Regions from separate parts of the Homo sapiens genome. Here region 2 is linked to region 1. The links are chromatin contacts, found by Hi-C or POLR2A ChIA-PET in ENCODE. All regions are on one chromosome and are shown on one strand. Each heading gives the region's core, a stretch centred on a gene start or an enhancer-like site at or near the end of the contact. The rest is flanking DNA. Distances are from core to core; before and after follow the strand shown. Region 1 overlaps EEFSEC (eukaryotic elongation factor, selenocysteine-tRNA specific). Region 2 overlaps EEFSEC (eukaryotic elongation factor, selenocysteine-tRNA specific).

Region 1 (4,634 bases), core at 973-3,472:
GACCATGCAGGCTTTTAGTGGGACGTAGAGGGCTAGCCCCATTAGCTGGCACTCAGAACACAACTGTGGAGCTAAAATCCTTCCCTCCTTCCCTACAGGAATCTGGTTTCCAAACATTTAACATGTCCATGCTTCTTCTGACCACCTTTCAAATTCTCTCCTCTGTAGTAAAATGGCAGACCCAGAATGGGGCTCAGCATTACCGAAGAGGAAGGTGAATGCTGTGAAAGGAGAATTAGTTACACTTCACATGGGTCCACAGTTGAAAATTGCAGAAAGGTCAGATTTCTGTAAAAATAACTACATTTTCAATGAATGAGGAGACCATGCAATTAGAGGGAATCTCATGGTTAGTCCTTTTCTAAAACACATTGGTCTAAATCTGAATTTTAATTTTAAAAATTTTCTTAGAAGGATATCACCTGCATTATCTTTTCTTACTTTTCCAGTTCATTCACATTGTTGTGTAGTTTGTTTCCTCACCTACACTCCTTTTAAGTAAAACCAAACAGTTTTATCAAGTGGGCCTTTCCCCACACAGAATGTTGCATCAATAGAAGGCCTCCCCAGCCACTGCCACTGTAATAGTCACCTGCAGCCAGTACTGCTGAGACCAGCTGAGGGACAGAGGCCTCCAGACCTGCTTGCCAGGTGGGCAGGGTGGGGCAGCAGAGCACAGGGGCCTGACCTCCAGAGCCTGAGCACTACTGCAGGTTTCCAAACTGAGGTGGCAATGCAGTGCATTAAGACCAGTGGTTTTCAAGTGAAAAGGAAAATAAAAAATTGGAGTAGAATGCAATGCAATGGAAGTCAGGAGGTAAGGATACTATTTTGTAAAGCCTTTCACTTTCTCCACCTGCATGTGCATTGGGTCATGATACAGTCTATCTGTACAGTGATTATGAGGAAAAGGTTGGAAAACACTGTTCTGTTGTGTGCCTACAAAGAAAACAGCAGCATGACTCTCTCTGTGGGCCTCCTGTAAGTGTGGGAGACCAGGGGATAGGCGCAAGGCCACTGGCACGAGGTTGCTAAGAGGCAATCTCTTGGCTATGACCTTGTACAATTTTAGAAACTCTCAAGAAGCCAAACTAAGAGAGTGAGTAAAAGCCACAACCTCCAGGAGTCAAGATTACGGGGCAGGAGCAGTCAAAGCTGAAAGATGCGGAGATGGTTGTATGTGGCCCCTTGCTTCCAGAGGGAAAGGAGAGAAAAAGGAAATCCTGTGACTTTCTCCCTACCCTTAATTAAATACACAACTAAGGTGAGTTCTAATTTCCTAACCTTGCCAAAAGGCTCATCACTAAGCCACAGGAATATTCTTGGCAGTGCCTCAGATGGTCTAAAAATGCTGTGGCCAAAGGGCATCCAGATGATAATGGTGACACCTGCTTTTCTCCCTGAAAAGCACAGATACCGCACCTGCCTTTGGTTCTGTTATGACTTCATTAAGCTGCACAAGGTGTATGTGATTGGAAAAGCAACTGCTCCTTTGTTTTGCTTTTTGATTTCCTTCTCCAAGTGTGTCTATTTTAAATGGGTCAATGGATGTTAATGCTAGGAAAAGCTGACATTTGAATAAGATCACAGAGTGTGGCATCCAGCACCTCAGCAGGCCAAGCCAGGCTAGGTCAGGAGAGTGGGGAACTCTGAGGCCCCAGAGTGGGCGCCAAGAATCGGTGTGTCCAGGCCCTTCCTGCAAAGCACCTCTGCCCTTCTTGAGTAGAGAAGAGTTTCCAGAAGCTCCACACCTGAAGGAGTAGGGGTTTCTCTGGCTGGGCACAAAACTCCCAAGTGATTCTGACTTATGCCTCACTCCCTAGGCATTAGCCTTTCTCAGCTTGCTTTCACCCTCTGCCAGCATCCTCTAATTTGAATCTTCACAGCTAAAGTCACCATGACTTATGGCCAGAACCGATGGTCTTTTACTTACTGGTAAAAGTTTCTCCTTTGAACCTCAGTTTCCCCATCTGAAAATAAAGGCTTAGGTCCTACTCATTGGGTACACTGGTTATGTACATGGCCCCAGTAAGCGTTCAGCAGACAGCAGCAGGGGCCTCTCTCTTCTCTCTAGCCTCTGTGCGCTGACCCCTCTCATCCAGAAAGGACATTATCCTTGATTTTCCTGCTCTAGGCTTCCTCCTTTCCCATTTCTTCCTCTAACTCCAAACGCCAGCTGGCCCTCTCTCAGCTATCGCCTCCCCTCTGCCCTCTTTGCACCTGCTCAGTCTCCACCAGGTGCTGACAGCTGTTCAGGGCAGAGTCTCTGTCAGCTCTTCCTCTCCACTTCCACAGCCACCCACCGGAATTCAGGTCCTCTCCAAGCCATGTGCCAGGACTACACTTACAGTTTGTGACAAGCTGTTCCATCACCCTCTCGTGAACAAATAAACCTTCACTTTCACACTCTTGCTCATGGGCGAAGGCAGTCTTTCCGAATGAGATCATGCGTACAAACACCTAGTTGACTATCTGGCAGCCAGTAGGTTCTCAACCATAGTTGAAACACCTCAATTTTCAGTTCAAAAGAACAAAACACAAAACAAAACAAACACACCTCACGGACTCTCTTTAGCAGGCTGCAAGACAGGGATCAGCAGCTCCATTTCACAGACGGGGAAGCTAAAGCTCCGGCTCTATGCACCTGCAGACAGCAGGGGCGGTGTCTTGAGCTCTCCCATCCATGGTTCTAGGGCACAGGACCCATTTCCAAACTGGATTCCAAGGAGCCTTGTGTTCCCAGGGAGTCCTGGGGCTGCCATAGGTGTGAGGAGGGGCAGGAACAGAAGGGCCCAAGTCACCCATTTGCATTTCAGCCAGACTGGCTCCCTTTCTATAGGTTGTATTTGTGGGGATTCTTCATAAAATTTGATATTCAAGTTCTTTAGCTAAAAATGTTTAAAAGCTATTGGCATGAGGGGTAAAGCTTAGGTTTTGGGGGACTGGCTTACTGGTTCTCACTCAATAGCTGTGCGATTAAATGGCATTTGGCTTCAGTTTTTCCAGCTGCAAAGAGGGGATAAGAGTCCCAGCTTTGGAAGATTCCTGAGAGGATCAGAAATTAGTACTTGGAGAGCCTAGCTCAGCACGTGGCACACAGTAGGTACTCAAGGAAAGCTATGTCTTCTCCCAATTCCCCCTCCCCTGACACATCCAATCCAGCCTGGCACACACACTAAGCTGGCACCAAGAAGGACTGAGGTCAGAGCCTTGGCCCCTGCCAGGATGACTTGGCTCTTCCAGTCTGAGTGGTCAGGAACCTGGGCCACTGGGCATCATATAATAAGAGCAGAGCTACGGCCAAGCTTGGCCTCCAGCCTCTTCTGAGACCCACTCCTGGGTCTGAATGACAGAGACTGAGGTCACTGCTGAGAGCACCACTTTTCCAACTATACTTAACTGTGGGCGCAGAGCATGTGTGCAAGTTGCCGTGAGTTCCAACTACTTAGTCTTTCACCCTTAGCCACACAGTTCAACTGACAAGATGGGCACTGTTATGCCCAGGTGACCCCAGGGAACCAGGCACTGCCTGGGCCTCACAGAGCTCCAACAAGCATGTGCTCTCGCCTGCCACAAAGCCCAGGAGAGGCCTACAGGGAGAGCGCACAATCAAAAGCATCTTCATCATCCTTGAAAATGGCACAAGGTCAGGGCCAACTCCACAGTCAGCATCATCTCCACTTTACAGAGAAGACCCTAGGAGACTTAGTGATGGCCCCACTCACACAGGTGAAAGTATTGCAGCTGGACTGATACCCTGCCCAATGTGTGCACAGGCTGAGCACTATTTCTCTTAATGCCCAGTGCCAGATGCTGCAGGAGTCAGTCTAAATACACTTTCCTGTCTGTTCTTGTTGCGAATAAAGCAGCTCAGTCAATACTTTGCCCAGTTCATCCAGCCAATATTCGCTGAACCCCTACTGGAACCACAGGCCTGGAGGAATAGAGACCAAGTGGACATAGGGTATGCCTCTAGATATTTTATAAAGGCTCATCAGGCACCCTGTGGGAGCCAGGCCTTAACTTCCAGGAAGTTTTCATGCTAGCTGGGCCCCGCTGGGTCCCTCTTCCTCACTGATACCTAGACATAATCACCACAGGGAGAGGGTACAAGAAAAGCCCCTGCTAATCTCCACCCCCAACAATAAACCAAGCCCTTTCCTCCACATTCAACACTGGGGTCTGGGCCCCAGGGAACATGGACTCTGAACTGGGTGTCATTTTTCTCCAAGTCTTTGGCTCCATCTGCTGTCTCTGACTGTCACATGGAGCTGAGGCTAGAAACAGTGCTCAGAGGGTGCCTGCCAGCCTTGGGAAAAGCTTGGAGAGGGCAGGGGCAGGCAAGGCCCCATGTGTGGCCAGGCCCCACACCCAGCAGCAGAGCTGCTCTCATTCTGGGAAGGTGGGGCAGGTAGGACGTACTGGTGAGAAGACTGCTAGCCTGACCCTTGAGCCCCCTGCAGTCTGGTTCCAATTAAGTCCAAAAGTGAGCCTAGTTACCAGGTTACCCTGCTTGCTACAACTTGTCTTAAAAGCTAGGAACCATTTCACGCAGGGTGACCTGGGGTTTCACCCATGGTGCGATGCTGCCGTATGGGCTAAGTAGAAAGATTTTAGAATTTAGAAAGCCTTGG
Region 2 (4,634 bases), core at 2,135-4,634, 100 kb before region 1:
GACACCATGCCCCATCCCCCTGCCTGTGCCCTTGTGGGGCTCCAAGGCCTCCCACACCCAGCAGACAGCCTTCTAGGCCTCCCTGGCTGCCCGAGGTCCGGCCACATTGTTCATAGCGCCCCCATCACCTCCCCGAGCATCACCAGTGCTCAGCAAAGGGAATGGAGCCCCTGTAGAGCCTTGCGAGCCCCACTCCCAGCACCCACTGCTGCCTCCGCCCCAACTCCCAGCAGCCAAGCCTGGTGCCGGCTGAGCAGGCTAATTAATGGCTCAACCCCGTTATCAGTCAAATGCTAATTACTCTTTTTAATCTGGGCTGCCTGTGTGGAGGCTCCTGGAGGTGCAGCAGGGGCTGGGGGGTCTGGAGCTATGACCTCATCCCTCCTCAGCAAGCAGGCACACGGGCCCCAGCGAGCACTTCCTCGCCACAGCCTTCACTCTGCTGTTCCCTCTGGCAGGTGCCACCCTTCCTTGCCCTGGCAAACTCCTACTCTCCCTTCAAGACCTTGCCCATGCAGCCCCTTGGCAGGAGGCCTCCCCAGTCCCTGCCTCAGAGGACAGACAAGGCTGAACTAGGAGCTGGGAGGCTGTCAGCGGGGCTGGCCTTGGTCTCTGGAAGGGAATCTGGAGATGCTAACCCCCACATGGAGGCTGCTCGGCAGAGGAGGCCAGGGCCGGGACCAACTCCAGAGTGAGCTCGGACTGACAGGCTCCTGCACTCCCCAGACAGGGGTCTGGCCCTGGTATGCTTCCTGTAGAATAGAGTGATAAGCCTCCCTTGAATCCCACCCAGTCCTGGAGAAGAGGCCCCACTAACCTGCATGCCCTTTGCCCATGGGGCAAACTAGCACTGGATACACTGGAACTGAGGCACATTTTACACATGGGGACACTGAGACATGAGGTTAGGGAACTTGCCACCACCCTGTGTACACTGGACTCGATCCTCCTTCACCCCACTCCCACACCCAAAGAGATACACACACTGACAAACACCGCAACCCTCCCAAAACACACACGGAGCACATGCAGACACGTCTGAGACATCGCGGATCCATGTGCACAGATGCACACCCAGACGTCAGCACAGGCTTGGAGATGCCTGGTGCACCAAAGCCCGTGTGCGCACATGCACATGCATGGCCAGGGCAGGAGGCCTGGGAGCACGGAAGCTGCCCCTTCTCCTGCCCCAGGCCCCCAGGGCTTCCCGTTTACGAGACGTTATCTATTGAAAATATATTAACCCAGAAGCCTGTTTCCATCAGAGTCTCGATTCCAGGGACATTTCCAGATAAGCCTTATCTCTTCGTTTGTGCATTAGCCCTGCTGGTCGGGGGCCTGCCAATCACCGCTGCCCCTCCTGCCCCAGCCCATGGCAGGATGTCGGTCCATGACCTCACTCCATGTGGGCAGGCAGGTGAGGGGGCCCAGGGCACTGCTGCCCCATGCCCCACCCCACCCATCAGCCCACAGAGGACCCCAGAGGGCACCTCTTTTCCAAGGACACGCCTGAAGCACTGGTGGGCAAGGGACTCTGGAAGAACCTGGAGCCTGGACTCAAACTCCAGCTCTATCTGGGGCAGCTGCAGGCAGCCAAGCCCTGCCCTGCCCACACCCCTGGGAAACCGGCATGCTGCTGCCACATCACTGCTGTGGGTAGATGAGCAGATTCGGTGAGTTTACCTGTGTCGGTGGCTGCAGTGAGCTTGGCCCACTGGAACCCTCTCCTACATAAAACACGCGGGCCTGGGGTTGCCCAAGGCATCCTGGGGGACGGGGGAGCCAGGGAAGGGGACGTGCATGCCCACACCTTGGCCTCAGCCAGAAGCGGGTGCTGGCACCAGCTCCTGCCCACCGTCCCGGCTAGGCTGCACCTTCAAAGGCTGCGCGCCCTGGCCCGACCCCACTAATGGACGCTCGGGTTTCCACCGATGCCGGGCCTGATAGAGGCCTCTCCTGGGGCAGTCGGCTGGGCGTTTTCAGGCCACACAGAGCAGGTCCGCCTCATTACACACTCAGGGCGCTCAGAGGCTCCTGGGAGTCGCCCTGGGCTGCCCCTCCTCCCTTCTGTGCCTCTGTGCCTCAGTTCCTCCACCCGAGCCCCCTCCTTCCCGGGACTTTGAGGAGCACGGTCTTCAGACCAGTAGGGAGGTGAGAGGTGGGGTGGAGGTGGACGCCTGCACAGAGTTCCTGGAAAAACGGCTTATTTGGGGCTGGTGTCACTTCCTGAGGGGTTCTGGGCCTTTTGCCTCTCAGTGGGAGATGTGTGGGGCCCACCCTAGGGCCGCAGGTAATGTGGGGTCAGCAGTGTGCCTGGCAAGTCTCCCACCCCCAGGGCAGCCCTCTGGCATGGCTGCTTTTCTTCTTCCATTTTATACATGGGGACACTGAGGCATGAGGTTAGGGAACTTGCCCAAGCTCACACCGCAGGCAGGGAGAGGCCTGAATCTGTGCCCTGGTGGCGGCAGCCACATTCGCCCTGTGTGCTCATCTTTCCTCCACACCTGATCTGGCCCCAGAGCCAGCTCCCATGGCTCCCATGGAAGCTCCCATGGACAGCTTCCATGGAACCCCATGCTTGGCACAGTGGTTCCACTGGGTCACATCACCCCTCATTTAGAAAGGGACAGTGACACACCCAAGGTCACCCTGCCCATGCAGGCCAGGACCTGGGGCTGAGCTCAGAGCTTTCTGTCCCAATGTGCAGGGACTCTGAGGGGGCTGGGGAGGGAGCGGTCAGGGAGGGTGTGGCCTGGCTCCCAGCTCAGCCCCACACTGAGGAGGAGGGAGGTTTCCTCGCCTAAGAAGTGAGTCCTTGGAGCTGGGTTCGGACCCAGTGCTGGCCCTCACCAGCAGCTCCCAGATCTGTGCTGGGAGGTGACCAGCCTGGACAGCACTGGCAAGTGCTCAGAGGGGCCTCTCCTGCCCCCAGGGACTGACAGGCTGGGGGCTGTGAGCCCAGCTCGGTGCTGACTGAAGCCCTCCTGGAGGTCTGCTCCCTTCTTGGGCTGCCCTCCCCTGGGGGACCAGCAGGCTAGCAGGGAGCCTGGTGTGGGCTCAAAGCTGCTGCCAGTTTCCTGGGCGGAGTGGCCTCAGTGAAGTGGCACTGCCTTCCTGGTGAAACAGTCTGCAGGGCCAGGTAGGGTGAGGAGGCCGTGGGGCACAGCACACAGTGGGGTCGGGGCACAGCACACAGTGGGGTCAGGCCCCAGGGAGAGGGGCCACTGCAGTCCCAGGAAGTGTCTGCTCAGGCAGCGGCAGTAGAGGGGGAGTCGGCTCCTAGGCAGAGGGCTGTCCTGATTCACAGTGCAGACAAGCCGCCCTGGCACCCGCAGCCTGCAGCAGCCGCGGAGGCCACGCTCACCGGGGCCACACTCTCTCTCACGTTCCTCCAGGGCCAATCCCCTCAGGGGACTGAACTGGGAACCCCACTTCCCCATGGCTCTCAGCTGTTGCCCTTGACTGCTGCTCCAGCCCTGCTGCCTGGGTCTGGGCCAAGGTTGACGAAGGGTGGCTGGGCCAGTCGCCATCGCTGGTATCCTTGCAGCTCGGGGGCTTTGCTCTGCTGTTGGTGTATTTAATTAACTGCCTGTTCCCCACCCACCACGTGCACACGGGACACACACACACACACACACACACGGCTCTGGGGCTTAACAGGCCCAAGTCATTTGATCGAAACCTGCCCCTGTTAATATTTTTAATGCCATTTGCAAATTAAAGCATAATGCACCGATTACTGGGATAAAAGGGAGGCCTCTGCGTCTGTCTGGAGACCAAATAAAGGAACGTTTGAACATCTGTTCATCCTGCAAATGTCTCTAAAAGCTTTGATTTCCCCTCAGTCTGTTGACTCCACCATTCACCCCTTCCTGAGTATCCCACAGCCTGGGGCTACAAGGCAGGGTGGTCTGTGGGTGCAGGGGATGGCAGATGGCTCTGCAGGGTGCCCTCACCATGCTAGCCTCCACTTTCTGGGAAGTATGTGGTTCTCAAACTTGAGGGCAGGGGCTGAGGGACTCCTCGTGTTGGGGTGGAGGAACAAGCCTCCACCTGCTCTGCCTGATGCTCTGGCCAGGCACCCTGCTATTCCCCAACTTCCCTGTGGGTACCTTCCCTGGACCCAGCTGCCCAGAGAATCCCCATTCTCCCTGAAGGCCCAGAGCGCCCCAGGAGCCACCTAGTGGGGTTGAGAAGCGCAGACACTCTGCAGACTCCCACAGCCTACAGACTCTGAGTTTGGGTCCCTTCCCTGGCCCCGACCTGGGCAGGAACTCTTGGGATTTCTGAGATTCCCCTTGGAACACAGCTGGGGAGGGCGGCGGACCTAGTGAAGTCACAGAGAGAGAGACACCAGTAGAGTGGGCTGGGGCCACGGGACATTTATTTGTAGCCATCAAGTGCCTGCCCACCTGGGGGAGGGTTGAGACTGGCCTGCAGGTGGCCAACAGATGGGGCAGTGGAAGATACTGGCTACCAGCCCTCTGCCCATGGCCCTTTCCTAGTTGGGCTGGGGGCTGTCCTGGGTGGGAGTGTGCAGGGGCTGGAGGAGAGACCCTCCTGGCCCCAGCAACCCATCCCCCTCAGCTCCTCACCAGGGCTCAGCACCAAGCTTGGGGGTGGGGGCTGCTGCT

The links. A loop is a pair of places that touch in the nucleus more often than their neighbours do. ChIA-PET counts read pairs that join two places held with the same protein, here RNA polymerase II (POLR2A).
Region 2: a map of astrocyte of the cerebellum shows a loop between it and region 1 (3-fold over the local background). The contact joins two enhancer-like sites. A Hi-C loop is called at or near these places in 2 of 168 maps with a recorded cell type or tissue (astrocyte of the cerebellum and endothelial cell of hepatic sinusoid). POLR2A ChIA-PET finds 5 or more read pairs at or near these places in 2 of 52 experiments (SK-N-SH and endothelial cell of umbilical vein).

The regions. Positions count from the first base shown.
Region 1 is chr3:128,306,864-128,311,497 of GRCh38, reverse strand. The region is part of intron 4 of EEFSEC (eukaryotic elongation factor, selenocysteine-tRNA specific); the gene reads right to left. Among named protein-coding and RNA genes, the nearest start is that of DNAJB8-AS1, 150 kb to the left of the region's middle. Within about 2 kb of position 2,222, at least 3 of the 41 ENCODE cell types and tissues checked have a DNase peak (open chromatin) inside an H3K27ac peak, as active enhancers do.
Region 2 is chr3:128,408,370-128,413,003 of GRCh38, reverse strand. EEFSEC (eukaryotic elongation factor, selenocysteine-tRNA specific) reads right to left here. Exons shown (of 7, transcript NM_021937.5): 7 at 4,358-4,634. Among named protein-coding and RNA genes, the nearest start is that of DNAJB8-AS1, 53 kb to the left of the region's middle. RefSeq lists enhancers at 1-161, 3,059-3,707 and cis regulatory regions at 1-483, 1,217-1,402. Within about 2 kb of position 3,384, at least 2 of the 41 ENCODE cell types and tissues checked have a DNase peak (open chromatin) inside an H3K27ac peak, as active enhancers do.